2 separate regions of the Homo sapiens genome follow, and region 2 is linked to region 1. Evidence: chromatin contacts called from ENCODE Hi-C data. All regions are on one chromosome and are shown on one strand. The core of a region is the stretch at or near the end of the contact, and the rest is flanking DNA. Distances in the headings are between cores, read along the strand shown. Region 1 holds the start of COL5A1 (collagen type V alpha 1 chain). Region 2 overlaps COL5A1 (collagen type V alpha 1 chain).

The links. A loop is a pair of places that touch in the nucleus more often than their neighbours do. Pooled maps may share reads with other maps.
Region 2: a loop to region 1 is called in a map of prostate gland, with 2.0 times the contacts of the local background. The contact joins the enhancer-like site here to the promoter of COL5A1 in region 1. A Hi-C loop is called at or near these places in 4 of 168 maps with a recorded cell type or tissue (Right ventricle myocardium inferior, aorta, chondrocyte and 1 more), 1 of 37 single-sample maps with no recorded cell type and 5 of 50 pooled maps.

What each region holds. Positions count from the first base shown.
Region 1 is chr9:134,640,363-134,643,062 of GRCh38, reverse strand. It overlaps COL5A1 (collagen type V alpha 1 chain), which reads right to left and starts at 1,260. Exons shown (of 66, transcript NM_000093.5): 1 at 767-1,260. The coding sequence starts at 875. RefSeq lists an enhancer at 1-281.
Region 2 is chr9:134,705,606-134,708,502 of GRCh38, reverse strand. All of the region lies in intron 4 of COL5A1 (collagen type V alpha 1 chain), which reads right to left. Among named protein-coding and RNA genes, the nearest start is that of COL5A1-AS1, 54 kb to the right of the region's middle. RefSeq lists an enhancer at 1-202. Within about 2 kb of position 1,387, at least 17 of the 41 ENCODE cell types and tissues checked have a DNase peak (open chromatin) inside an H3K27ac peak, as active enhancers do; they include prostate gland, where a contact is called at or near this core.

The DNA.
Region 1 (2,700 bases), core at 11-2,510:
GAAGGAATCCCACATCTGCATATCATCCCAACCACTCACAGCCCCGCCTGCAAGCCCATCTCTGGCTTTGCTCCACGCATCCCATCTCTCAGCAGCGAATCCAGGAAAAGCTGCCTTCCAGGGATCAAGAAGTTTGGGGGTGGGATTAGGAGCAGGGCTGTCTACCACCCTGCAGGGGTCCCCAGTGCCCCCGAACACTTAGGTGACCAAGGCTGCAGGAAACGCTGTCCCTGGGGAAAGCAGGGCGCCAGCTCAGCCTAGAGTGACAGTGCCTGGGGGAAGTTCAGTGCTGGGGGCCCAGGCTTCTGGGATTCCCCCCATCCCCAGGAGTCCCGGGATTTGAAGGGCTGTAACTCTAGGGGGCGGCCCTGCCCGGTTTGGAGCAGAGGAAGTTCTGCTGTAGGGCTGTGAGGGCCCAAGCTGGGCGCCTGTGATGTGGGACAGAGAAGGAAGGTTTTTGGGACAAAAGTTTGCCCGCCTCGTGGACAACCCCTCCTGCTGATCCAGCCCTCGGTCCTTCCTCGGCTCGCGCGACAGCCCCACCCGACCCGCCCGTCTGGGGAGGGGGCGGCGGCGCGCCCGCGGGCATTGTGTCTGCGTGTCGTCATCTCGGGGGGGCCCCCAGCAAATGGCATTCGTGGTCTTGGCCCGTGCATTCCACAGGCCAAGGAAGAAAAGTTCTGCGGGCGAAGGCGCCCGGGGATGACAGCGGCGCCCGGGCTGCGCGCGCCCCATCCCGCAGCCCCGCGCCCCGGGGCGCCCTTACCTGCGCGGCTCGGAGGCGGCGCCCACAGCAGCAGCAGCAGCAGCGGGGGCAGCAGCGGGGCGCCCGGGCGGAGCGCGCTGCGCGCTTTCCAGCGGGTATGGACGTCCATGCCGGCGGGGCGCGGGCCGGGGCGCACAGGGGCGCTCGGAGGCGCGCGGGGACGCACAGGGGCGCGGGTCACGGCCCGGGCAGCGCACTCAGCAGGGACCGCACCACTTTAGGAGGTCATGGGGACCTCGGCACCCCCCGTTCTTCTTTGTGGCGGCGGCTGTTCTGGAAGGGGCGGCTGGCGCGCTCGCCCACGGGCGGGAGGGCTCGACTTTGGCCCGCGGGGCGGCCGGGACCCCGCTGGGCTAGCTCGCCCTCGCCTCCTCCTCCTCCTCCTCCAACTCCTTCTCGCCTCCTCCTCGCCGCCGCCGCCCCGCGACCCGCTCCCCGTGGGCGCTCCGCTCGAGTGAGGTCCTGCGCCAGCCGCGGGGACGGAGAGTGCGGACCTCGCCTTCGGCGCGGAGCACTTTTTTCCCCCTTTTCCTCCCTCCCTCTCTCCTGGAAGGCAGCCGCGGAGGCTGTCGATCCCCAACGCCCGCAGCAAATCAGAGCCCGGCGCTGGGCTCGGCGAGGCCAGCCCCCGCCTCCCACTGGGCGCCGCGGGCGAGGGGGTGGGGACAGCGGGCGAGTCGCAGCGAGGAAGGGGCTGGCCCGGGGCGGAGCGGACGTGGGGCGGGCGCGGCCCCCTGTTCTTTCTCTGAGAGCCGGTAGGCGGGCGGGCCTGGGGCGGCCTCGGAGCCCAGGGGCCCACCCTGGTCCCCCCACTGTTCCCACCCCAGGTGCCCGCACCTGGCCATGCTCCAAGAACCAGTGCAGAGGGGCCCCGAGGTTTGATCACTTCGGGTTAAAAAGAAAGTTGCAGTTTACCCCGCCTAACTTTTTCTTTAACGTGGAGGAGTTCAGAGCTCCTCTTCTGGGTGGAGACTAAACTTCCCATCCAGCCAGATCAGGGCGCCCAAGACTGTGGCCTACGTGTCAACCCGGACCGAGGACCTGCCTCCTAACTGCAGATTGGCACGGGACCGAGCTGGGGTCTGACTTCCCAAGAGCTCCCGGGACCTCCATGTGCTTGGACGGGAACATCTGGGTTATTAATCAGGCGAAGTTTGGCTCTGCGGCCCCCAGGCTCTCACCCCTCACTCCTGCCCACTCCCTGGTGGCCCCTCTGCAATAAAAAGGAAACCAAAGAAGGCATCCCCTTGGGAGTGACAGCTGGCGCAGGGAGAAGGCATTCCTGATCGGCTGCTCTCGGAGAAGAGCTGGGGCCCTGATTCTCCTGCCTGGCTTCTTTAAGCCCCTCGGGGTCTCCTCCAGCAGGAGGCCCGCCAGTCTCTGGGTGGTAGGTGGGCGTCTCTCCCTCCAGCTTCCCCAGGCCTGGCCTCCCTGCACAGCCTCCTGAAGCCTGACCCACACCCCTTCCCCAAGGGCTGCAGGGCTAGTTTTTTAAAAGGAGGGAATCAGAATGAATTAAGAACGATTTGCAAACCCTGGGCCATCCCCATTCCCTTTGAACAAACAATTTAGCCAGAGATGCCAGACAGGGCTGGGACTCCCCTCTCCAGTTACATCTCCAGACTGGGCGTGAAATTCCCCAAATGCTCTTTAATTCTCACCATTCTGGAAACAGGAGGTGAGAGAGGCGTCCGAGGTTAGGTTTGCCAGGATAGCCATGGCAGGCTCCGGAGCTGGGTGATAGGTCGCTGTTGCTAACTTGGTGATGAGGCTTTTAGTCTCCATATCTGCCACATGCGCTTGCATAGATATCAAATATTTCGCAGGAAAAGAATGAGAAGCTCTTCACACACAGACGTGGGGAGGTGCTTGAGATACATTCAGTAAAGCAAATGTTAGTTCTGACCTGTTTCCTTGTTGATTTTATTTTGTTT
Region 2 (2,897 bases), core at 138-2,637, 65 kb before region 1:
TGGGTAGATGCGGGTCTTGGACCGAGGACCTAGAAGGGTGACAGTGTCCTGTGTCAGTGCAGGTGCACCAGAGCCCCCACCCCGGGAGTTGCTCTGAGCCGCAATGGCAGGCGCACTGGCCAGGCAGCAGCAGGGACTTGGGCCAGGACTCGGGAGGGGCAGGCACACACTGCCTCCGAGAAGCCCTGGCAGAGGGACACCTGGCCTATCCATGCTGCCTGGCCAGTGATGGAGGCACAGAGACGACATAGCAGGGTGCCTGGGGCTGCCCGAGGCGGTGGAGTGCCCTGCCCTGCCCAGGTGCACACATCACATCCATCTCATGTCCGAAGTCAGAGTTGGCCCAGCCAGCCCCCCAAATGTGCCCCTCTGGGCAGCTTCCAAGGCGGGGAAAGCCCTCCCTCCCCGGACACCTCCCCAGTCCTCTCACAGGGGAACGCAGCTCATCCAGCAGAGGCTGAGCAGCAGGGCCCAGGGAAGGTCTGGCGAGGTGGGTTTTCCCAGCTCCGCAGCCCTCCCCCGACCAGGAGGAAAGGTCCTCAGCAGAATCCCCTCACGTCCCGGAGCCGCCAGCCGCACACAGCTCAGCACCCAGTCTCGCCCGCCTGTGTGCCGGGAAGTCTGCTCATCTTCACGGTTGCGCTTCCCTCCCCTGGGGCTTCCCCGGCTGCCCAGTGATGGGCTGCGGGCTCCAGAGCTGCCCTAGACCCAAGCCTGAGTCCTACCTGCTGTGTCCCACAGGCAGCCCAGGCAGCCGTCAGCAAGCCAGTGAGCAACAAGGTAGTTCTGGAAGGATCCAGAGGCTCCAAAGGCCCCAGCCTGGGAAGTTACAGCAAACGTGGACCTGGGCCTCTAACAAAGCCCTTGCTCTCCCCTTCGAGGCCCTAACACTGAAGGGCCTGACGCCCTGGGGGACGTTCCCACTCACAGGAATCCCAGGGCTCCTCTGTTCCCACTCACAGGAATCCCAGGGTGCCTCCGTGGATGGCTGAGAAAGGCCCACTCAGCACAGGCCCCACTCCTGCCCCGGGGAGAGTGAAATTCCAGAAAGAACATGTCAGTGGAAAAGCCAGGCCCCTGGAAAAAGGGAATCAGGGATTAGGTAAACCGCTCGGTGTTTTTCAAAGGCTGAAATGAAGGCAGACAGATGGAGGACCGTTAGAGCTTGGAGCCGACGCCATCACTTTCCCGCCAGCACCCAGGGGTTTTGCAGGGAGAGCTGGAGTTTATAGTCTGTTTGGTCTTGTTGCCCCTTGAAACCTTCAACAGCTTAAAAGCACATTTGGCTCCTGGCCCAGAACTCGCTGGCCGGCTGTCCCCCGGGGCAGTTCTCATCCCCTCCACGGCCCCCCTCCTGGTCATAGCTCACCCACAGAGGAGGGGCCTTCCACGGCAGGCCTCAAGGCAGAGGCACCCCAGGCCCCCTCTTAGTCCCGCCTCCCAGCCTCCCTGACGTGGCTCACTGGGCCAGCTCAGGGCCCATAGATGAGGTGAGACTCTAGAGAGGTGCATGGAGCCCTCCGGATCAGCAGCCAGGTAGCCCCGTGCTGCCCGCCACAGGCTGGGGAAGGTGCTGGGACAGGGGCTAGGCGGGTCCAGGTCACCTGTCACACACGGGAGGGACACTCTTGGGCCCTCTGCCCTTGCTAACAGCTTATGCTGGCTCTTCCTGGAAGGTTCCAGAGTTTCACAGACCCCATGGGCCAGGGGACTCCAGGGTCCTCAGGGCCTGTGCGGGGAGGGCTAGGAGAACAGAATGCCAGGCGGGGGCCCACAGTGCTGTCAGGCCAGCCTGAGTCCAGTCTCCTGCCACTGGTCCCCGGGATCCCTTCCAGGCTGGGGACAGTTGTGTCATGATTTCCGAGGTCCCAATCTGCTGTCATGTTGCTGAGTGACCTTAGGCAAGTGACTCAACCTCCCTGGTGCTGGCTTCCCAAGCTATGAAGTGGCAGCAAGACTCTCTTCTTCCAGGGCACAGTGGGGGTGGGCCCTGGCTGCTCTCCCATCCGCCTTCTCCTTGCCTGTGAAGATAACTCACACATCCCCACCTTCTGCAGGATGCCCCATGCTCACCCTGGCCACTGAGGCCATGTTTCTGAAAACACAAAGCTCGTTCCTGACTATGCCCTGGATAAAAAGACCTTCCTGCACTGGGGGGAGCCCAGCCCCTCTGCCTTCCCCTTCCTGCACGGTGGTCCTGGGCCTGCCCAGCACCTCTGGAAACCTGGGGCTTAGGGAGCAATGCCCTGAGTCCTCCTCTGACACCAGTGCTGGCCCCAGGGCACCGGCACATCCAGAAGGGACAAGACTTGGGATGAGAACTTCCCAGGACAATGTCCCAGGCAGCTCCGGCATACTCGCCCTGGGAACAGGCAGCATGAGAGGGCTTGGCCATCCCACCCCATCCTAGGAGACACAGCCCATGCCAGGGGGATCTCCTGCCAGCTCCACAGGGGCACTCTGCCAGGGGAGGAGGACAGGGGCCTGCGAACCCAAACCTTGCTGAGGGGCTGCTGTGATGGCAGGTGCAGGTACGGGCAGGAGGCGCCCCGGAGCACTCGCCCTAGCTGGGGCTGGCGGGACCCTCAGCCAGTTCTTTCCCCATGGACCTCTCAGCGGCTCCATCCTCCTGAAGGCCCAGGGGTCTCATCTTTATGGCAGGACTCACAGCATCTAATTCATAAGGGGAGTCCAGAAAAGCTGAGAAAAGGGACAGCTCATGACAGTGCCACTGTGGACGATGGGCCACCTCTGGCCCATTGTCACTGGCAGATGACCACTGACAATGGGCCAGAGAGCAGCTCTCACCGCCAAAGACCCAGGACAAGGTGGTTCCCTGCGGCCCTTGGAGGTACTCACATCTAACACAGATTTGATCTCACCAACCCAAAATCCGA